Regions from separate parts of the Homo sapiens genome. Here region 2 is linked to region 1. A link is a loop called in an ENCODE intact Hi-C map of the cell type or tissue named here. Cell type or tissue: ascending aorta. All regions are shown on one strand. Links, peaks and the distances in the headings refer to the core of each region. The heading gives the core; the rest is flanking DNA.

The links. Peaks named below come from ENCODE experiments on the same cell type or tissue, not always from the same donor. Only the 100,000 strongest peaks of a DNase experiment are listed, where the experiment ranks them.
Region 2: a loop joins it to region 1, with 2.3 times the contacts of the local background. A loop is called at or near these places in 3 of 110 quality-filtered maps.

What each region holds. Positions count from the first base shown.
Region 1 is chr12:93,823,998-93,835,567 of GRCh38, reverse strand. The region is part of intron 2 of CRADD (CARD and death domain containing adaptor protein); the gene reads right to left. It also overlaps the pseudogene RN7SL630P. Among named protein-coding and RNA genes, the nearest start is that of CRADD-AS1, 92 kb to the right of the region's middle. RefSeq lists enhancers at 10,641-10,935, 10,450-11,185. In ascending aorta, for the core only: a CTCF peak has its summit at 6,333 (motif pointing right); a DNase peak (open chromatin) is centred at 9,847; H3K27ac peaks cover 1,798 bases.
Region 2 is chr12:93,966,554-93,978,123 of GRCh38, reverse strand. LOC105369912 (a long non-coding RNA gene) reads left to right here. Exons shown (of 3, transcript XR_001749263.2): 3 at 8,275-8,448. Among named protein-coding and RNA genes, the nearest start is that of PLXNC1, 180 kb to the left of the region's middle. In ascending aorta, for the core only: no CTCF peak of the experiment used is centred there; DNase peaks (open chromatin) are centred at 5,043 and 5,307; H3K27ac peaks cover 2,018 bases.

The DNA of each region.
Region 1 (11,570 bases), core at 1,907-9,906:
ATTAATGAGTATTCCTGAAGTAGAGAACCCAGGCCAAAGTGTTTAAAGATCCAATACAAGAAAATATCCCTAAAATGAGCAAGCAACAGAGCTCTAAGTCAAAAGAGCATACTTCGTTTTTACAAAAAATGAATATGAAACAATTAACTGAAACATGTACCCTGGTTCAATAATTAAATTTCCAGTTCCAAGAAATAATTCTTCAAGCAGAACAAGCCAAGTTGCCTACAATGAGGGGAAAGTCAGTCATTGTTTTCAAAAGTATTTTAAATGCAAAAGATAAAGAAACAATTCCTCCAAAATTCTAAGGGGAATAAAGTATAGTGCATAAATATTACTCCTAGGGATGATATTGAAGTATAAAGGTAAGGTAATCATCAGATATTCTTGAACATGAAAAAAAACTAAAAAATTCATCGTTCAGGAGCCCTCCTTGAAAAGTCTTGACAATCTAGTCAGTGCAATGCATAAAATAAAGCTATCAGCAGTGCATACCAATGGGGGGGCCAGTGAAAATGGTTTGCTTCAGATGCAGGCAATAAAGGATGCAGTGTTTATAGAGAATTTTAAATTAGTAACAAAACCATTAAAAGTCTGTCTGTTTTTCACATCACCATGTGCAGGCAATTCTAAACAATGCAAATGATAAAATACCCCTCCCCTCTGCCAGGCAGTCTCCACTAAGCCCCTTGATCTGTTCCTCAATATCAGTACCAGGAAAGCCATAGGAAAAAGATTAGTACTGGGCACTGAATTCATTTAAATATAAAACTAATTTTAGGCTGGGCATGGTGGCTCACGCCTGTAATCCCAGCACTTTGGGAGGCCGAGGCAGGTGGATCACCTGAGGTGGGCAGCTTGAGACTAGCCTGACCAACATGGAGAAACCCCGTCTCTACTGAAAATACAAAATTAGCCGGATGTGGTGGCGCAGGCCTGTAGTCCCAGCTACTTGGGAGGCTGAAGCAGGAGAATCACTTGAACCTGGGAGGTAGAGGTTGTGGTGAGCTAAGATTGTGCCACTGCAGTCCAGCCTGGGTAACAAAAGCGAAACTCCGTCTCAAAAAAGAAAAAAACCAAACTAATTTTAAACAACTGAACATAACATTATATACTTCAACTATATGAAAATAACATAACTAATCAAAATCAAAGCTAGATTATAGAATAGAATGTAAATATTATATACTTGACTATGTGAAAACAGCAATGTAACTAACTAAAATCTAAAGGGAAGGAAGGAAGGAAAAAGAGTGAAAGTTCTTAATGACCTTATTTATCATGGCAGAAAGGAAGTCCATACTGTCTAGTATGAAAATGATAGCATCAGGATAACCTAAGTAATCTATGGTTAAAAACAAGTCCCAAGTCTCAGTGACCTAACCGATCAAGAGTTCATTTCATGCTCATACTCCCTGCACTGCAGGCCCATGGGGGTAAGGGCTGTGCCTTTCACGTGCCGGCTCTGCACTCTGTGCTGTGTTGATCTTATGCGCCCACCACATTAACATGAGCACCCAGGCTCACCAAGGTGATAGAAGAAAGGGTGAGACTGGAGACCCGGTAATTAAATGCATTCATCCATAATGGTCGTTTCTGCTCATGTTGTGTGACTAAAGCAAGCCACAAGGTCACATCTAACTTGAAGAGACTGAGCAAATATGATTCTCCTATATCCCAGAAGAGGAAGAAAACTGGGTGAACAGCAACAGTGCCTACCACAAAAACATAATTGGAAAAAAAAACACAAAATGAAAACCAGCAAGTTCTTATCTCTTTACTTAACCATAGAGGGGGAAAAAATAACATTTTTATGTGAAAAAATGTTTGTTCAAAGTTCAGTAATTCCTTAATTCTCACTTAGTTTTCTCCAGTTAAAATCAGGTAAAATTAAGTGTAATGGTTTTTACATTTAAAAATTAGTGTGTATAGCTGAGGCAGTGGCTCATGCCTATACACTTTGGAAGGCCAAGGGGGGAGGGTCGCTTGAGTTCAGGAGTTCAAGACTAGCCTGGGCAACATAGGGACACCCCTCAATCTGTACAAAAATAAAAATAAAAAATTAGCCAGGCATGGTAGTGCATGCCTGTGGTCTCAGCTACTTGGGAGGCCAGGGTGGAAGGATTGCTTGGGCCTGAGAGGTGGAGGCTGCAGTGAGCTGTGAGAGTGCCACTGCACTCCAGCCTGAGTGACACAGGGAGACCCTACCTCAAAAAAATAAATATAAATAAAAACTTAGCCTGTATCATATGATCACTCTTCTTTGAAAGCATATCTATCTCTCCATCCATCTATCTTCCCATCTGCAAACATGCTTAGGGTGGTATCTAACACAACGTTTCTTTAATATTAATGAGGCTTATTTTTAAATGATAGAATTTATGATTTGTTTCTTTTTACTTTTCTACATCCCTTGGATTCCTTATAATGAACACTTAGCATTTGTGTAACACAATAAAGTCATGAGAAGTTTTGCCACAAAGGCAAAAGAGCCTGCAGCCCAAGAAAGTCATAATGTGGCCCTGCTTCTAATATTTCTAAATCACAAATTCAGTGGCAGATGGCAAAAATTACATGTACTTCAAAACTACCTTTTGAAGTTAAAAGCAGAGTACAGATGTTGAGAGACAAAATTCCAAGTGCCTTGTCTGTTTACCAAAATGCTCAGATAACTATTGTAAGTTCAACATTAATGACAACACTGCTTCTTCACAGGTTATTAGCAAAAGACATTTAAGATTCCTTTATATAGAAGTCGTATATGTGAACATAATATTTTGCATTCTTCAGTCTTCCCCCTTTTCTAAATAGGGAAAATGAACTCCTTAATCACGTAATTATTTCCTACTGATGATTGTTCTCCAAAATTTTCAAAATTGTTTAAAAATACTTATAACTTTAGTTTCATCTTCAATATCAAATATATAAATATGTAAACAGATATTAAAGCTGAAGAAAACAAGGTGGCCTATGGTTCCTTGATATTATCTTTGCTGCTGTTTACTAAGTAATAAAGAGTATAGAGAAAGATTAAGAAGCTTCAATTGCATATTATAAACTATAAAATAACAATTCTGATGGACTTATGTTTTCCTTATTAATGCCAAACCTGCCTAGAAGAAGGGTAAGATTATCAGTAACGCTAAGAAGGCAGCTGACTTCAGGCATCAAAAGCATATTTCTTTCATGGAGTTCAGCTGTGTTGAGTGGCTTGGCAGTAAGACCAAAGAAATGAAAAAAGTATGGATGTCACGCAAATTTACCAAGCAAAATCCTTCAAAGCTGTGACTCAACAACAATCTTATAAATGAAACTTTCAGTTCTCTTATTAGCATCCTAGGAAGAGAGAGAGAAGGCAGGCTTTTAAATTTGCTGTCTTCCCAAAGCTGTAAGGGGCAGTGATATGGTGATTGACATATTAAGAATCAAAATAACTTCATTAGATTGATGGAATGATCCTAACAAGATTTGTCATGGGATAAATGTGATATCATCAAGTTAAAAAAATCAATCATAAATGTATACAATGTTTTCAACCTGGCTATAATGCTGTTCAGAAGGAAAGGTTCAGATGTTTTCACTGACTGCAAATACACTATCACCCTAGCAAAAAACCCAAAACCAACCAAAAACTTGACAGCAAACTTGGTTCCATTAACACACAAGTTTGGAATCAGGAACAAGGAAGATGACTGTCTCACAGAATCCACATCAATCAAACAGACCACTTCCAAATCAGTGACCTGACTGCATGTGATACAGACAGATGCAGGCAAAGCCTGATCACAGGGTCTACCCAAAGACGCTAACCTGCAAGCAGGTATTAACTCAGCATGAAAGCATGTGGCATATACCGCAGTGAACTAAGAGTTAAAGGAAGATGAGAGCTGTATCTTTCTTGTTCACAGCTAGCCCCTAGCACAATGTCTGGTAGGAAGCAGATCCCAAGAAGTATCGTTTAAGAGAGTAATTTAAAACACTTGTGGAGCAGTTGCATTTTGGGTAGCAGCTGCATTCCCCGTGCAGCTGCACATAATGCAAAACTAACCTGACGAAGCACAGGAGGTGCTGCCATGCAGATTCACAGATGGGAATCCCATTTGGCTTTGAAATTGTGTGATTCTTGATATGTTTTTAATTTTCTAGGATTTGCAATATTTCAAATAAAAAAAATTATTAAAAAATTTCATTCTTCAGAGACATGGTCTTGCTATGTTGCCCAGGCCAGAGTGCAGTGGCTGTTCACAGGTACAATCCCACTACTGATCAGCACAGGAGTTTTGACCTGCTCCTTTTCTGGCCTGGGGTGGTCCACTCCTCCTTAGGCAACCTGGTGGACCCTGCTCCCAGGAGGTCACCATATTGATGCCGAACTTAGTGCAGACACCCATCTGCATAGTGCACTACAGCCCAGAAGTCCTAGACTCAGGTGACCCTCCTGCCTCAGCCTCCTGATTAGCTGGGACTCCAGGCACAGGTTAATGTGCCTGGCAATGTTTCAAATTTTGTGCCTAAAGTGAGAATTCAGTGAAGAATTTTATTAGTGAATTCAAATATGCCCAATCTCACATAAAATACAATGGCACCCTGAAGACAGACATATTGATTTAGCAAATATTAATTGAGGCCTGCTATATTGCCAAGTACATTTTAGGTGCTAACGATACAGAAATGGGCAAATTTAGCTATTTCTGTAAATTGTTTGGAGATTGTCTAAAGCATCTCTGTGAAACTTAGGCTTCAACACGACCTTTTCTAGACCAACTCACTTATTTCAATGAAGGAGATAAAGTCAAGAGAATTAAAGTCACTTGCTTAGTCTCATGATTACTGTGGAGCTCAGTCAGTAATAGAGTGATTTGCAGATGATTATCCTAGCAAGTATTCAGTACCTACTTAGTTCAGTACCTACTTAGTGTTGCAAATAAGCAGGTGAAGGGGCATATTTATAAAGGACTGCAGAAATAACATAGGCTTATCCTTAATAAATATTCTTTTAATCTCCTTGTTAACATTCTCAAAATCAAACAGTTTTCCAGATTCTGTTTTTATATATGTTTAACCAAAATTTTCTTTTAAAAGTTTCCTTTAAAAGAAGCAGGTGCATGTGTGTGTGAGAGAGACTGAAAAAAAGTTTAACAAAACAAAAAATACTTACCTTCACTACCTGCTACCTTCTTTTATTTTAAATTGATTTCATGTTCCACTAACAGGTAGCAAGGTTTGACCAACACTGTTCTAGAGCAGATTCAGCTGGCTAATTCTTACTCTACATTCAATAATTAGCTCACATGTCATCTCTTCGAAGAAGCTTTCTGGGAGCCTTCCAAGCGTAAATCAGCCATCCTCTTCTTGGAGGGCCTGAAATAAGTGACAGCGAAGATTCGAGGAAGGGGCAGATTCAGGTGAGAGTAGGTGGTGGCACTGGGATGCCTCTCTCTGCCACGCCTGAGCTCCACATTGAAGCAGGAGCCTCTAGAACCCGTGGCAGGCTCTCCCCACCACTGGTCAATTTCCTGTGCACCCAGCATTTCCTGGCACATCAGGAGTGCTCCATAAGCAACTGTTGAAATAACCGCCGGGCGTGGTGGCTGATGCCTGTAATCCTAGCACTTTGGGAGGCCGAGGTGGGCGGATTGCCTGAGGTCAGGAGTTCAGGACCACCCTGCCAACATGGTGAAAACCCCTCTCTACTAAAATACAAAAAATCAGCCAGGTGTGGTGGCGGGCACCTGTAATCCCAGCTACTCAGGAGCCTGAGGCATGAGAATTGCTTGAACCTGGGAGGCAGACATTGCAGTGAGCCAAGATCATGCCATTGCACTCCAGCCTGGGTGACACAGCGAGGCTCCATCTCAAACAACAACAACAACAACAAAAAACCAAAACTTTAGGGAGCTGATGAAAGAGCTGACCCTAAAAGCAAATAAAAGAGCCCATCCATCAGAGGCTGCACAGTGGTAGCAATGGACTGAATTTGGCCCGTAGATGTGTTTCATTTGGCCTGTCCAGTTCAAAAAACTACAGAAAGAGCATTTAAAAATTGAGAGGTTTCACAAAATTCCAGATTTGTAGCTTTGCTTGTCAGCTCACCAGAGCCATCCTCATCCTGGCTACCCCCAGCATCCACTCTCCTACCACGCATGAGAAAGCCCAGTCACTGAGCTGATCTCCCGGGTCCAGGAACTTGCAAGCCTTATAGGGGTTTGATTTCTGCCTCCTGTACCAGATAATGGTAGAAAATCCTACACAGCATAATAGTCTAAAGCTTGGTGGATGAGCCTCCAGCCAGCTGGGGGAAGGAGAGCATAACAAAACAGACTCTTTTCACTCAAGGCAGCACAAACCCTCCCATGTGTCTGTGGTCTTTTCCCAGGGGTAAAAGACTGCCTGAGATAACTGTCTTTCCTCTCTCTGGAATGACATTGAAAAAAAAAAAAAAGGTGAAATCATAGGAAATAAGGACCAGAATTAGAACATTTTATTTTTCCTTGTATCCTTTGGCATCAAATAACACTATTTTTCACAGATGGGTTTTCAATAAACTTCGGAGCAAGGCTGTGGAAAATTTTTTAAATGCTGTATGGGTCTTAAAATGCCAGTTGTTCACATATAAAAATGTGTTTCCTCCCATGAACACATCCCCCTGGAAAGCTCAATCACTCCCGATCAAAATGACTTCCAATCAAAATCCAAACATATTTTTAAAAATAGAAATTGACAAGCTGATTCTAAAATTTATAAAGAAATGTGAAGACCTTAGAAGAGCCAAAATAATTTTGAAAAAGAATGCAGCTGGAATAATTACACTCCCTGATTTTAAGACATCCTAAAGCTATAGAAATTGACAGTGGGTATTAGTGAAAAGGTAGACAAATAGATCAATAAAACAGGAGAAAGTTCAGAAATAGATTTACACCCATGTGGAAACCTTTTGACAAAGGTGCAAAGGCAGTTCAATGGAGAAAGGATAGTTTCTTCAACAAGTGATGCTAAAACAACTGACTCTCCATACGCACAAGCACACATGTGCATACACACATGCAGACATACACAAGAATTTAAGGCATACCCCATATCATACACAAAAATTAATTCAACATGGATCATAGACCCAAATGGAAAACCTAAAACTATGGAACGTCTGGAAGAAAACATAGATGAATTATTTGCTTAGCTTAGGCAAAGACTTCTTTAAAATGGCACCATACTAAAAGCATGATCCATAAAAGAATAAATTGATAAGCTGGATGTCATCAAAATTTAAAACTTCTGCTATTTGAAAGACACTGTTTAGAAAATTAAAAGACAAACCACTGACTAGGAAAAAATATTTGCAAATCATATCTTGTAAAGGACTTGTATACATATATATATACAAATAATTCTCAAAGCTTAACAAAAATAACCCAATTTTTTAAATGGGCAAAGATTTGGACAGACACTTCAGCTAAGAAGATACATGGATGGCAAATAAATACTTAAAAAGACACTCAACATCACTCACTAGAGAAATGTAAATTAAAATCACAATGCAATACCACTCTACTCAAATTAGAATGCTTGCCAGTCACAGAAAGACAAATACTACATGATTCCACTTATTTGAGGTATCTAATATAGTCAAACTCATAGAAACGGAGAATAGTGGTTGCCAGGAGGGAACCACTACTGGGGGAAGGGGGAAATGAGGAGTTGCTGTTCAACAGGTATGCTTTCATTTATGCAAGATGAGTAATTTCTAGGGATCTGTAACATTGTACCTATACTTAACAATACTGTATTGTGTAGATCTCATGTTAAGTGTTCTTACCACAATAAAATTGGTTAAAATAAAGAAGACTGAAGACAATGTTGGCATAGATATGGAAGAAACGGAACTCTCATACACTGCTGATAGAATCATAAAATGGGACAAACACTTTGGAAAATGATTTGGTAGTCACTTAACACGTTAAACATACATCTACCATATAGTCTAGCCATTTCACTTCTAGGTGTTTAATAAAGAGAAAAGAAAGCCCATGTCCATGCAAAGACTTGTAAATGAATGTTCCCGGCAGCTTTATTTGTAATAGCCGACGAAACAAATGTCTGTCGACAAGTGAATGCATAAACAAACTATGGCATATCTGCAAAATGAAATACTGTCCTACATTAAAAAGGGACAAAGTATTAATATGCACTTCAACATGGACAAATCTAAAAATAATTATGCGGAGTGCAAGTTGCCAGACAAAAGAGAATGCTGTAGAACTCCATTTATGTGAAATTCTAGGAAATGAAACCAACACATAATGACAGAAGGCAGATCCGTGTTTGCCTGGAGATGGGGGTGATGGGAAGAAGGAATTATAGAGGGACATGAGAAAACTTTTAGGAGTGTTGGATAGGTTCATCATTCTGACTGTGGCAATGGTTTCATGGGTGTATAAGTGTGTGGAAACATCAAATTACATACTAAGAACTTGTGCAGTTTACTGTATGTCAATTATACCTCAATAAAGCTGGGGGTTTTTTTGGGTTTATTTTGTCCCCTTCTTGTCCCTGGCCCCACTTCACTGGGTTAGGTCCTGTTCCCTAGACTCTCCCAGAATACTGCAGGATGGCCATCACAGTCTTGATCACTGTGGATAGTTTTCATCTAATTATTAGGTTGAGTCATTTGAAATTGCCAATATTCTACCATTTCTGGTCTACAACAATGGCAGTTTCACATGGCTCAACCTAACACTTGCTTGCCAGCCATACCTGACAGTGAGCTCGCTGAGGTCTGGGAGTGTCTGGTTCAGCGATGTTTGCTGTGTGAAGATGGTGATACTCTGAAAGTTCTCTCCAGCCACTTCTCTGTTGGGTTATCATAAGGAGCTGAGAAAAAGACTCCGTGGGCCCTGCCTTACAGCCTTCTCCCTTTCATCCATTTAAAAATCACTCAAACACCCGGTACTGTAAGACCTCCTTTTTGCACAGTTTTAAAACTTCCCATTTGGAAATCATCTTTCAAAGCAACAGAAACACACCCCTAGGCTGCTGGAAGCAGAGGATATAGCTTTGAAAATGTAAAAAGTATTAAACGTTTAAAACAACTATAAATCACAGGAAGACTTGGGATCCTGACATCTCTCCGAGGAAAAATTCCAGAGGCTGCAGCACTTTAAAATAATATCATGTGCTTTGGTTCTAGTCTTGGCTGCTTCTCCCTTGGAACAACAAAAAGAATCGTGCCAGCTATTAAAGGCGGTTTTGTTATATAATGCAGTTAATCTCACATACTCTTCCCTGTGGGATTTAACCCAAGTTTCACAGCGGTCTATTTTATTTAGCATTGATAGTTTTATTCATTTCTTATTAAAGAAATCTTTCCACAAAATTGGCTGCTCTCTCAGCCTTGGCTTGAGAAGGAAGAATATCTGAATTAAAAATCTGTGCAACAGATGGACCTCAGTTACAAAGAATATCTCTGGCTTCAGAAGTCCCTCATAGAGGCAGGTGTCAAGCATGTTAATAAGTTCCGGGCTTTCAGATTTTCCTGAAGACAGTTCAGCCCTGCCATTCATGTACTTTATAGGTAGAAGAGAAAATAAAAGCACAGAATTCCAAAAATACTTGTCAGATTCTAGGGATGTATTTGTCTCACTTTTTGTTCATTTAAAAGGAACTGTGCTTGTATTAATGGGGAAGACAAAACCATCAGGGAGATGGAAGGAGGAGGCCATGTTGCCGATATGCCTGTCTTCCTCTGTGGCATCAAAGGGTCTGAAAAGTTAGGGAGAGAGGTACTGGACATCCTGCTTGCCCTTTTTTGGTGTCAGTGGCTCCACCTTTTGCCGGAAAGAGGTTAAGCAAAATAGGTTCTCATAGCCTAATACTGCTGTGCTTCTCCTAGGCTTAGCCAGCCCTATGTTTTATCTCCTAGCTATTGGGTGGATAACAGAGAAGAGAAATAAGAGAAGTCATTTCCCTCTCCGCTGTATGACAAATATGACACATGCTCCATTCCAAGCTTAGAAACAGTTTCCAACACAGCCCCTTCCAGTTCAGAGAGTTTTGAAATAAGTGTGCTCCCTCCTCCTATCATTTTAAAACAAGGAGAAAGGAAAACAAAGGAAACACTTTTACTCTTAAAGCCATCGCCACAAGATAGGTATCACCATCATCTTCTCCCAAGGGGTCACTAATATTTGGAGAAGCTGAATAACTTGCCCCAAATCACTCAGACTAGTAAGTGACAGAGCCTGTCTGGCTCCAGGTCTTTCTGGCTCCAGAGTCAGTGCTCTTCTAGATGATTCTCTATGTCTTGCTAAGTCTCTGGTTAGATGAATGTTGACAAATCTCTTGAGTGAGAAAGAGGATTACTGGGCAGTAATTTCGGGCTAGTTCAAGTATAATTCCCAGACTATGCAGATACCAGAGACATCTAAATGATTGAGCCTAGAACCAACGCGGGAAGAAAATGACTACAGAGAAGAGTGCTCCCTTAATTCATTTTACAGCCTGAGGGAAACTGCCCTCATCAAATAGTTTTGGGGTTAGATGTACTTTAACAAAAAATACCAACAGCAAAAACTTATTTTCATGATCGATTTGGAACAAGCCCCATGTATTAATGAATATATACTTGTGAAAACTATCTGAGCAAAAAGATAATGTAAACATTTAATTGGCAAAAAGACGGGTGGTCCAAAGAGACAGCTGTAATTCACTCCGCCTCCCTCTGCATGCTTCACTCTGTCCAGGGGCAGCTTTTACCTCCTGCTGGGCTATCACATTCCATGGACAGAAGGGCCATTCCCCCTGGGCAGGAGACACAGACACCACAATCAGCATTTAAAGTTCTGGTAAATAAACATTATCACTTCTAAGAGTGACTGGCTTCAGGAATACCACTCGGCAGAAGGCTAGGTTTCAGCTTCAGCTCGGATAATGTATCATAGAATGATGCATTCTAATGCATTCTTCGGTGTTAACACGACAGTTCCCTAAGTAAACTGAACTCTAGTAAATATACTCTTCAAAGCAATTTTTTGACTTCTTTTCCAGCAGCAAGGTACTTCTTTTAAAAGGAAAGAAATAAGCAAAACAACACAAAAACCCCATGTAATATTCTTTTAGCCTGCTTCCTGGTAGTGTGTGTGTGTGTGTGTGTATGTGTGTGTATGAGTGTGTGTGTGTTTTCCAAAGAGCACAGAAGCAGCTTTTATGGTTAGAAAATTGAAGTGCTATCAAACCTAGGAAATTATAGGGATGAAAAATGAAACAGCTTATCTACATATGTCCCATCTGCTTTTGGCTTTGTGTTTTGCACAATCCATTACTGGAAGCATTGGAAAGTATGCTGAGACACTGAAAATGAGACCGGGGTGTGTCCTACAGCAGCCTAGAGGTGAGGGTAACATTGCCACTGAGCTTACACCAAAACTCACAGACTCAAAGGAGAGTTTCCAGGAAACATCAAAGTAGGGTATTACAAATAAAAACAAAACACACACCAAACGGAGCCAGTGTTTTGGAACACGGTAAAAAGCAGCTTTCCATTCACTGGGGAAACGCCATGTATTTCATTATTTTGT
Region 2 (11,570 bases), core at 1,762-9,761, 140 kb before region 1:
AAGAGGTGGTTTGGTAGTGGGTAAAAGAGCTCTAAAGTCTAGATTTGGGGTCAGATAACCTTGGTTTATAGTCTCTCTCTCTCTCTCACCAACTAACTGGGTGAATTTGGACCCAGTATTTAGTTTCTCTGAGCTCCAGTTTCTTCAAATAAGGGGATTTAAAATTCCTTTCTGGTTCTACAATTCTATGATAAAATATCAATTCAAGTGAATTCACATTTTTCAAGGGAAAATCCCCAAGTCCGTACCTGCAAGACCCTCTGGTCACCAGAGGTTCATATGCTATCCTCTGCCATGCACAGAGCTCTCCAGCCTCTTCTCTTCTCATTGTCTGGGTCCTCTTCTCCCATCTCCATCTGTCTAAATGTCATCATCATCCTCCAAGTTCAATGTAGAGATCTTCTCTGAAGTCCAAGAGCACTTGCTGTCTACAGCTTGACTAGTTGGACAAGGCCATGTCTTTTGGAGCAGGAAATGAGTGAGTTTGCCACTGCACTATCAAGAATTTTTTTCTTAGTAAATATTGATTGATTGCTAACATGAAATAGTCAATCTGTAATGGCAGGATTAAGAATTCAGCAACATAGCCTAGTATAATAATTATTTGAGAAGCCAACATATCCCTACATCCTCCTCAATTATGTATATAAGATTAGCCTTGGCAGCCCTGTATCCAGGTACGTGTATCAGAGTGCTTTTAACATCCCCAGAACAGTGGGAGAGACTCAGCTCTGTTCACCAAATCACCATTCAGCTTAACATTCACTGAGCACCAGCTTGGTGTCAGGCACTGTGCTAAGTGCTTTACACAAATCATCCCACGTGACCCTCACAATCACTGCATGAGATAGTGAGTGTTATTGTCCCTGCTTTATAGATGAAGAAACAAAAGTTCAGAGGAGTTAAATAACTTGCCCAAGGTCACTAACTACCTTGAGTACTCAAAGCAGTTAGTGACCTTAGTTACTCATAGTAATTGAATATGATTAGTTACAGTAGTTGAAGGCAAGAACCAAATCCGGGCTGTCTGATGCTAGAAACTGAGTCTTACCTAAGGCACCAGACAGCTCCTTACAGTAGGCACACAGACTTCTCCCTCCTGTGGCCTGGAGTCCGGGAAGAGAAACGGGTTGGCAAATAGGTCGTCTGAATACCTCCAGATAGTGTAAGAGTAGGCACAAGATGGGCCAAGGGAAGGCTTGGCCAAGGTAGGCCAAGGGATAGTATAAGGGTAAGCACACAGCAGGGCCAAGGGAAGCCTCCTGAGAAGAACTGGTATCTATATGGAGTTTCCCAAAATGACCCAAGTAAGCCAGAAGAAGCAAGGTGTTCTCCAAGCAAAGGAAACAGCAGAAGCCAAGAAGCAACTGATAAGAGGGGAGAACATGGCTTGTTTATATCAATGCAAGCAGTTTAGCATGACTGCAGGACAGAGGGTAGGGAGAGGAGTAAGGCTGGGGCGGTAGACAGGGGTCATAGTAAAAATGGCCTCATATGCTCATGTAAGACATTTGGGCTTTGTGTGAGAGTAGTGGTGGCCACTGAAGGACTTTAAGCAGAAAAATGATATGATCGATTTCTGCATTAGAAAGATCATTAAGTTTGCTGTGTAGAAAAATGGATGTAGCAGCCACCTTCTTCCTTCCTAACAGAACTCCCAGCTTGTTTAGAAATCCCCCTCTTCTGGGTGGCCAAATGCATTAGGGGGGTTTCCTTGAGGGCTTCTAGAAAGGTTTCCTCCTGTATAAGTGAAGCACACAAGAAGAGATGGACTTTTCTACCTCTGGACTTTGTAGAGACCGGATATGACACCAGGAATGGATGTGGTTATCAATCTACCAGCCTGATGAAGTTACCACATGGGTGAGTTTAAGGTTAAGAGGTGCAGAAAGAAGTAGGGCCAGAGCCTTGGTGGGCTGTTCTGGAGCCTGCCCCTACGAGGAACCTGTGGTTATGTGCAACAGCAAGCCAATTTTAGTCACAGTTTTCTCATAGCCAACAGCATCCTGACTGACATTTCAGTCAGGCCAGAGGCAGGGGGACTGGTGAGGCAGCCATTGTGGTAATCCAAGCAAATAGGATGGTGAATTGGCCTCAGGCAGTGGCCATGGGAATGAAGAGGAGTAGGCAGATCCAGGAGACAGGGGAAGGCTCCATAAAACATGGTGCTTGATAAGGACGTGGGATGATGAGACAGGGTGGAGTTTAGGAATTCCCTCAATCACATTTTCCTCTTGACTTCCATGATGAATTCAGATGTATTCTTGTAATACAGAGCCTTTTTTCAATGTCAGTTTAGACTCAAGAAGCTCTGCTGCTCCCTCCAAGAAGTCTCCAACTGAGACTGCAATGCCACAGGGACAAACCTCCCAGGGGAGAGTGGTAAAAAGAAAGATGCCAGCAGCAGGCTCTCCCTTTGTTTCCATCCAGTTCCTTTTCTTTTCTGTGTTTTTGAGCAGTCGTCGCAGTTTAATTCTGAATTTATCTTATTAGCCCATTCTGGGCTGAAAAGATATCCTCCCACCTACTGACCTCTTTGGAGACTATCTCATGAGTCCAATCCTGAAGAAAGCACCATATCCCAAGGCCTAAAAACCAATAGCTCCGGTTTTCAATCCAGGGCTAGGTCCTGTCTAGGTCCAGGCAGAACACCAGGGCTGGAATTTCTTTCACAGTCTTTGCTGTTTCTTTCACGCAACACTATCTTCAGTGGAGTCTGTGTCTTTCATTTCCCAGGTCGGGGCTCTCTTTTGTCATTGCTGCCATAGGAAAGCCTTAAGGGAAGGCTCGCTGCTACCACATAAAAGCGCACCATTGTCTTGCGGCTGGAGACATCCCACCTGCCTTTACAGATCCACTCTCCACCTTTCTCTCCCTGTGTAGGATGCATGAGGCTAACGCATGAGGTATCAATAGGCTCATTTCCCTGCAGCTTCCAGTTGGGCTGGGCCAATTGCAAGCAGGAGATCAGAGAGAGACAGTACATGGAAGCAAGGGTCTTGATTCCTTTAGCAACTCCATTTGGGGATTCTGCAGATGGGCTGCATTCCTTATACAAAGATCCTAGCGCCTTTAAGGCAAGCTTCTACCCACAGCCCTCTTAATCTTGGGATTTCAGTAACTGCTCTCTCCCCTTGCTCCTTCAGGCCTAGGGTGGAGAGCTGTACCTAGCTATTCATGAACAACTACACTCTCCCTTGTGGCTTCTCTATACCCTGCCCATAACTTTGAAAACAATTCCTTTATTTAACTGTACTCAAAGTATCCCGATTTGAGTATACCATCTCTTTCCTGCAAGATCCTGGCTACTCCCAGCCAGTCCAAGGGCTTTGGAAGTCATCAGTCATCTTATCTTTTTCCATTGACCTTTCACATCTCATCCAATGTTTTTCATTGTGATTGTTTAGGGAATTTGAAAAGACAAGACTAAATATGTAAGGAGCATGATGAAAATCTGACCCCAAGAAGGAGCATGGGAAGGAAGCTTGATTGGAAGCATTCTAGACTGCTAGGCAATCTAGAAGAGATTTGGCAAGGCTGCTGGGGAGTTCTCATGCCAACATCAGCCATCAGAGGAGTCTTTTGTTTCCCAGGAATGGGCCCGCTTTAGTATTCCTGCTATGCTCAGTCACTGGGAGCAACCCACTGGAAGTGTGGCCTCGGTGCAAATATAACAATAGATTTCAGAGCACAGCTACTTCCCTGTGGTTGGAAGTCTGTGAGACACATTCTCACGGCTACTATATTCATGCCATAAACATTTTTAGCACCACTCCTACCTCCTATCACTAACACTCTATTTTTACCTTGCTGTAGCTATTTCTTCCTCAAAGAGGGTTGTATTAAAGTTCCAAATGTGATTTCTCAGTTACAGGGTGATATCAGGATACCCCACTGTGGGAAGGTTGGCCGGCCGTCTCCCAAATGGCCTGACAGTGTATCATTTATTACCTTACAAATTTACAATCATCAGTAGTTGGATAATTAGACTGGTGAGCTCAGACCTGACTTTGTCAACACATCATGCCATGCGTCTCTCAGGGCAGGCTCATGCTAATTACATTCAAAAGGCTGATATAAAACATCAGAATGCCAAGTTATTCACTTCTCGTAAGAAACCATCTTTAGAAGGACAAGAATATCCGAAGTTTCTAGGATCAATACATTCTTTCCCTGTAGGAGCTAAACAGTAATCAGGAGATTACTTGTTGAGTGTGACATCAGATCAAAGAGAATTGGATAAGCCAAAGGTATGCAGTAGCAAAGTAAGCTACTCAGTACATCTTTCATGTCACACAGAGATAGTCTTACAGACAGAATGTGAAGGCACAAACACAAGAGCTATTATACCCCTCTAGATACATTTACCCACTAGGAGTGGCATTGCACCCCCAAAATCCATTGGCTAAGGCTTCTTTTCCATTGGGAAGTGTTTGAATGAGCACCACCAATATTTGTCTCTGTGTCTGTCTTTTTTCTCTGTTTCCACAGTTGCCCATCCCAACCACTGCCTCCCCTTGCACCACCATCCTCCCACTCCCAGCTAGTCCAAGGGCTTTGGAAGTCATCCTGTCTTTTTCCGTTGATCTTTCACATTTAGTCCAATACTACAGTTATTACAGTTAAGCACTTAAAAAGTCAGTCCTGTTTCCCCCATTTCCAAATTTTGGAGGCCCTTAAACACGAACAATAGTCAAATACTATCAACAAAGTTCAGTTTTCTTTTCAGGGCCTTGAGCTGAAAAAAGGAGCCTCACGATATATTCCTGGGTTCACTTGGTTTTCATCCCTGGTAAAACATACCCTTCAACTGTGTTTCCTTTCACCACAAATGGAGTCTGAATGGTTGCTTTTGCCAGGGCCATGGTGAGAAGAGCAGAAGAGCCATCTGCAAACCCTAGCCCTCTCCAATTGGCTGCCTGTTGGAAGGGGAAGTGTAGTTGACCACCTCTAGCTATACACAAAGCCAAGTAATTCTGCAGGCAAACTTCTGTCTCCATGGAGCCTGCCCAGCCACCCTCGCAAGTAGAGAAATTCCTTCTTTCAGTTTGGAAAATGGTCCCAGCTATGATGCCAAACTCTCCTGAGTCATATGTAAATGTAGAAACACATACTCTGTGGTCTTCCTCTGGTCAGACTGTCCTCCTTGGCCTTAGCTTACATTGCTCTGGTAATGTCCTTAATACACTTCACCAGACTACTAGGCAACCAATTGGTTAATACCGTGCAACGAATTCTCCCATTCCACTTTGTGAGAAGGCAGCAAATGAGCCTTGCCGCCATGTCCCAGCATGGTATTTACATGCTTATTACAAGTCCACATGGCCAGTTGGAGGGGCATTTCCCAGCCCCTTGTCTTTGCCTTCTCAGACTAAGAACCAGAGAAGCCGCAAGACTCATTTGTTTTTGGTCAAATGTGGGTAGGGCACGGATTAAATCCTGAGAGTCAGGAAACCCAATTTTCAGGCTGATTTTGTCCTGGACAAACTCAGTAGCTCTCAACAAAACACTTAATCCTTCTGGAATGCAGTTGCCTCCTCCTTTTAAAATAGTAATGTACCATTTGGCCTCACTCACCTCTAGGAACGCTTAAGAGGTAAAAATGTGATAATGGATGTGAAAGTGCCACAAGAGATGTAGAAGATATATAAGGAGCTCTGCCAACCAAAGGACTGCATTTGATACAGTACTTTTTCAAACAAAACAAAAACGTCTCTGCAAGCTGGGGGAATACTTGTGTTTAACCCAAGAAGGAGCCTTCAGCAGATCTCAGCAAATCAAAATAGAATATTCCCATTGAAGAACTCCCTGGGTTTCCTCTGGCCTCACATAACACAGCAATATGCCGGGGCTCTGCGACTTCATTTATTTGGCTCACCCATGCCTCTAGCATCTCCTAAGATGCTTAGAACTTAACTGAGAATACTTTAAGTCACAATCAAAAAGGGTAAGGAGAGGTATATTAGTTAAAACTTTTTTTTTTTTCAGAGACAGGGTCTCACCATGTTTCCCAGGCTGGTTTCGAACTCCTGAACTCAAGTGATCCACCCACCAATGCCTCCCAAAGTGCTGGGATTACAGGTGTGAACCACAGCACCCAGCCAGTTAGAACTTTTTTTGATTTCTATGCATGGAAACCCATCTTTAAATAATTTAGTCAGGCAATGGGAATTTATTGGAGGTGGATTCTCATAACTGCGGGAAGATGTGAAGTGCAGCTGGACTATGAGGACAACTGAATTGGGAACTTACATTCTCTGCCAGTAGAATTTCTCCCCATCTCTCATCTGCCACTCCATGCTTCATTCTCTTAAAATGATCTCTTTAACAGGTAGGTCACATGGTCACATTTAGATTCCAGGCCTCAGAGCCCACATCTTCACCTCCAAAATGAAACCAGCTCTCTTTTCTTAGTTCCAGTTTGAAAAGTTCTGGGGAACAATCGTGGTTAATTTGGTTTGTCTCAGATGGCCACTCCAGGACCAATGAACCATGCCCAAAGGAGCAAATTACTGCAACTGGTCAAATTAAGCCAGGTTCCACCCCTGATCCAATGGCTGGAAGTAGATTAGGAGCTAGGGTCAATAGTCCAGACATGGCCACAAGGGACAACTCTGTGATTTACAGTCCTTCTGTAACTATAATAGGTTCATTGCCTGATGCACAGTGAGTCAGCATACTGAGACACTGGGGGTTGCAGCAGAGAAAGAGTTTAATAATCATAGGACAGCTAAAGGAGAAGATGAGAAAAAACCTCAAATCCATCTCCGCAAGAGGTTTGGGGATACTGTTTCTAAGGAGTCTGTACAGGTGATGGACTAACGTGTAGGGATTGTTGATCTGTTGAGAAGTGAAGGGTGAAGTCACGGGACAGGCAGCGTATTGAAGAAACCGCATTCCTATGCTGAATTGGTTCCTTGGTGAGGGTCTTTACATTTGTTGGCGTCAGCCATTCTGCTGGATTTGAAAAACGCCCTAAGCAATTCATGGGTAAAATGGTCTATTGTCAGAGATTCTATCTATAGGAATAATGGGTTCCAGATGGGTGCAGGTAGTCAGTGTGCTATTATATGACTCTTAGTTAGCAACTGCAAGGGAGTGGTCAAAATGTGCCCTGGTCAATGCCTAAAGATAATTCTGCCTAAAACCTGACTTGTAATTCTCGTTAATCCCGTGATGGTGGTTTTACTTGCCAGAAAATGGGGCATTAGTGGAAATTGGGCAGCCAATCTAATTGCAGGAAGTGAAGGGGAGCTGCTGAAAATGCCTCTGTATTTTTTTTTTTTTTTTTTTTTGAGATGGAGTCTGGCTCTGTCGCCCAGGCTGGAGTGCAGTGGCGCCATCTTGGCTCACTGCAAGCTCTGCCTCCCGGGTTCATGCCATTCTTCTGCCTCAGCCTCCCAAGTAGCTGGGACCACAGGTGCCCGCCACCATGCCTGGCTAATTTTTTGTATTTTTATTTTTTTAGTAGACACGGGGTTTCACCGTGTTAGCCAGGATGGTCTTGATCTCCTGACCCCGTGATCTGCCCACCTCAGCCTCCCAAAGTGCTGGAATTACAGGCGTGAGCCACTGTGCCCGCCCAAAAATGCCTCTGTTATTTTTATCTAAGTTGGAGTCAAACTTGTCCAAGAAATGCGGAGACTGGATGCAGAATCTACCAACACTGCACTTGGCTGTGCCTTGCTCAGAGACGTGAAAGTTCTTAGGGCCTTGTCTGGTTCTGTTAGATCATCATAGGTTTAACATGTGAGGGGTTTAGATAGATGGGGAATAAAAATCACTCCAGATATTTGCCAGTATTTCTCTAAGAATTTTGGCTTTGTGATCATATAGATGTTATCATTCTTCCTCCTCCCCCTTCCCAAGCATCTCAAGTCATAGTACAAACCACCAGTTTTGTATTAATTCATTTCCATGACAACAAATTGCTATTCTTTCTCTTTTTCCCTTCCTCTATCACTTACACATGATATAGAAACGGTAGCAAATGTCAATATATTTTCACACCAAGAGTAAGGACTTGTGCTAACAATACCAAAAAAATGTGCCTCATTAACTTTTACCAAATGCTAGGAAAAAAACAAAACAAGTATATACATGAAGAGGTTGGTATTTTCTCCCAGAGATCAAATTACATTTAATTCTTCCAAAAAAGCAGTAAAGCAAATGAAACTCCTTTTAAAATACAATTAATTATAGGCCAACTCCTTTGGAATTGTAATAATTTTTATTCTGTCGTAGAGCTTCTTTCACAATGACTTTGCATTTCAGGTACAGAGACTGCACAGAATCTCCCAGAAGACCTTAGTCAATGCAGAATTAAATGGAAAAATTCCACTTTTGTCAAAGGTGAAAAATCTGGCTTTCCTTACATGCAGAACCTCTAGAGACATCAACATGGTCTGTATGAGCAACCTCAGCAAAAAAAAAAAAAAAGCCTCATCTGATAGACTGTCAGTCACAGAAATAATAAAGGAAAGAAAGAAGAGAGGAAGCTGTATTTTATTTTAATATAATTACTCTTTTTGCTTTCCTAATACGACAGTGTGAACATACATTGGGCTGTTTCTCAGTGACAAAACTGGCTACCATGGCAATAAATGCTCTTTACTTACTTCTGGGTTTTATAAGATGTCGGTCACTGAAAGAACAATGTGGTGTGTAAAATCAACCTCTTTCTAAAATAGGTGAAAAATAACCGAGTTGCGAACTTTGAACTGCTTAAGAGTATGCACTTGACGATAGTAGTGAGTTGATTGGAGGTCCCCCTCCCCAAATATGCCCATGTCCTAATTCCCAGAACTTGTGAATGTGTCCTTCTTTGAAAGAAGAGTCTTGGAAGATGTAATTAAATTAAGGATCTTAAGGTGAGGAGGCCATCCTGGATTATTTGAGTCTGCCCTAAATACCATGACAAGTGTCCTTATAGGAGACACACAGAGGAAACCCACAGAAGAGGAAGAGGCAATGCGACCACAGAGGCAGGGGTTGGAGTGATCTGGCCACCAGGTTCTGGAAGAAACCAAGAACAGATTCCCCCGAGAGCCCCTGGAGGGAGTGTGGCCCTGCCAACACCTGCGTTTTCGATTCTGGCCTCCAGAACTGTGAGTTTATCAATTGCCATTGTTTTAAGCCCCTGAGTTTGGGGTTATTTGGTATGGCTGCCCCAGGAAACAGATGTAGTAACCCACACAGTTTTTGAAGCCAGGAGACATAAAGAACAATTTAATCATTCAACAGTGTAAGCCCGCTGAAAGAAGATTGTAATGGTTGGTGTCTGAACTTCACACATCTTGCAGGAACAGGCTTCCCATAAAGGTTTAGACGTTGGTGTAGTAGACTTCCCACTTGAGGATGAGCTCCAAGGAGAGAACGTTCCTTCAGCACGTACCAGGCGTCAGACACTGTGCGGGTGTTTGCTCTGCATTTTCTGTAGGAGATTGTAGCATTCATATTCACTGGCCCACATCTGCCCACATTTCAGATAAAGGCTGCTCTGTCAGTCTGAGCCCCGAAGTAAAGATGAGGAGCTTGAGAGGCACATGTAGCAGGAGTTACAACAAAACAACGGAGTTTTAGGGCTTGTTTATCACAGCAGCACAGCCTCACCTGTCCAGAATGACAACCTTGTCTAATCTTCTTAATGACTTCATGGAGTGGATATCATCATATTAATTGTATTTATTTAGTTTTTGAGACAGAGTCCCATTTTGTCACCCAGGCTGGAGTGCAGTGTGGCCCAATTGCAGCTCACTGTAGGCTTGTCTTCCCAGGCTCAAGTGATCCTCCCACCTCAGCCCTCTGAGTAGCTGGGACCACAGGTGTGTGCCACAATGCCCGGCTAATTTTTGTATGTTTTGTAAAGATGAGCGTTTCACCATGTTGCCCAGGCTGGTCTCGAACTCCTGAGCTCAAGCGATCTGCATGTCTCGGCCTCTCAAAATGCTGGGATTACAGATGTGCATTTTCATTTTAGAAATAAGAAAACTGAGACTCAGAAAAATTCATTACATTGCTCAAAGACACAGCTAATAAAAGGCAGAACTGGATCTGACATCTTAAACAGGGGGATTAGTACAACTTTTTGAGTTGAGGTGATATACAAAAACATGTAAATTCAGCAACATTAATCTATGTGGAATGTAGAATAACTTGAAAGAAAGAAGGTGGGAAGACGAGATCAGCAGTTATGAAGTAGAGAGAATTCACAGAAAAACTAGGCACACTCATCCAGGCTGGCTGCCACAAGGAATCCTAAAGAGCTGTGACAAGAGAGGGAGAGGCCTAGACTTGAGCCAGATTGAAGTACAAAACAGAGAGACAGAGGCATAAATGCTGGGAATCCGTGCAGGAAAGTGTCAGAGGGTTCCAGAATCAGACAGTCCTGCAGTCGAGTCCTGCTTCTTAAGCTCTAGGTTCTCACCGGGAGATGGGGTAATCACAGTACATTTCTCCCCAGGCTGCTGGGTAGATTAAAAGAGATGAGATAGCCTCGGCACAAGGAAAACCTCACTGAGTACTAGTTGTGGTGGTTGTTATTTCTAAATTTACTTCAGGTGTGGTTCTATGCTTTGATCCTTGAGAGTGAATTCAAAATTCTGGGTGATGACTTTATCTAAAAATTGCTTGTGAGGTCTTAGGAGACGTCAACATTTTATAGAGCGATTTCTTTATAGGTGGTTTTAACAGAGCATTAAGAAAATGCTCTTTCCTCTATAATCCATGTCCTTTGAAGGAGAGATTCTTTAGGGAGTTAAAAATCTCATTGTAGTCAAACTTCATGGAGAGAGAAGGTAGGCAGAAAAGAAAATCAAAGTCAAGAGAGTTCCATGTTTTTCTTAGTACAAGAAGGAGGGAGGGATGGAGAGAGGGAGAAAAGGATGGAGGGAGGGAGGGAGGAATGGAGAGATGGAGGGAGGGATAAAGGGAGGAAGGGATGGATGGACGGATGGAAAGAGGGAGGGAGGGAGGAAGGGATGGATGGAGGGATGGGAAGAGGGAGGGAGGGATGGAGGGAAGGGGGTATGAAGGGATGGAGTGAGGGAAGAAAGGATGGCGGGAGGGATGGAGGGAGGGAGGGATGGAGGGAGGGAGTATAGAGGGAGGGAGGGATGGAGAGATGAAGGGATGGAAAGAGGGAGGGAGGGATGGAGGGAGGGATGAAGGGAGGGAGAGAGGGATGGAGAGATGGAGGGAGGGATGAAGGGAGGGAGGGAAGGAAGGAGGGAGGAAAGGATAGGGGGATAGAGGGATAGAAAGAGAAAGGGAGGAGTGGAGGGATGAAGGGAGGGAAGGAAGGAGTGAGGAAAGATAGGGGGATAGAGGGATAGAAAGAGAAAGGGAGGAGTGGAGGGATGAAGGGAGGGAGGATAGAAGGAGGGAAGAAAGGATAGAGGGATGGAGGGATGGAAAGAGGGAGGAAGGAGTGGAAGGATGAAGGGAGGGAGGGATGGAAGGAGGGAGGAAAGGATAGAGGGATGGAGGGATGGAAAGAGGGAGGGAGTAATGGAGGGATAAGGGGCAGATGGTAAACTGTTAAGTTTTCACATATCTCATTTATTCCTCAC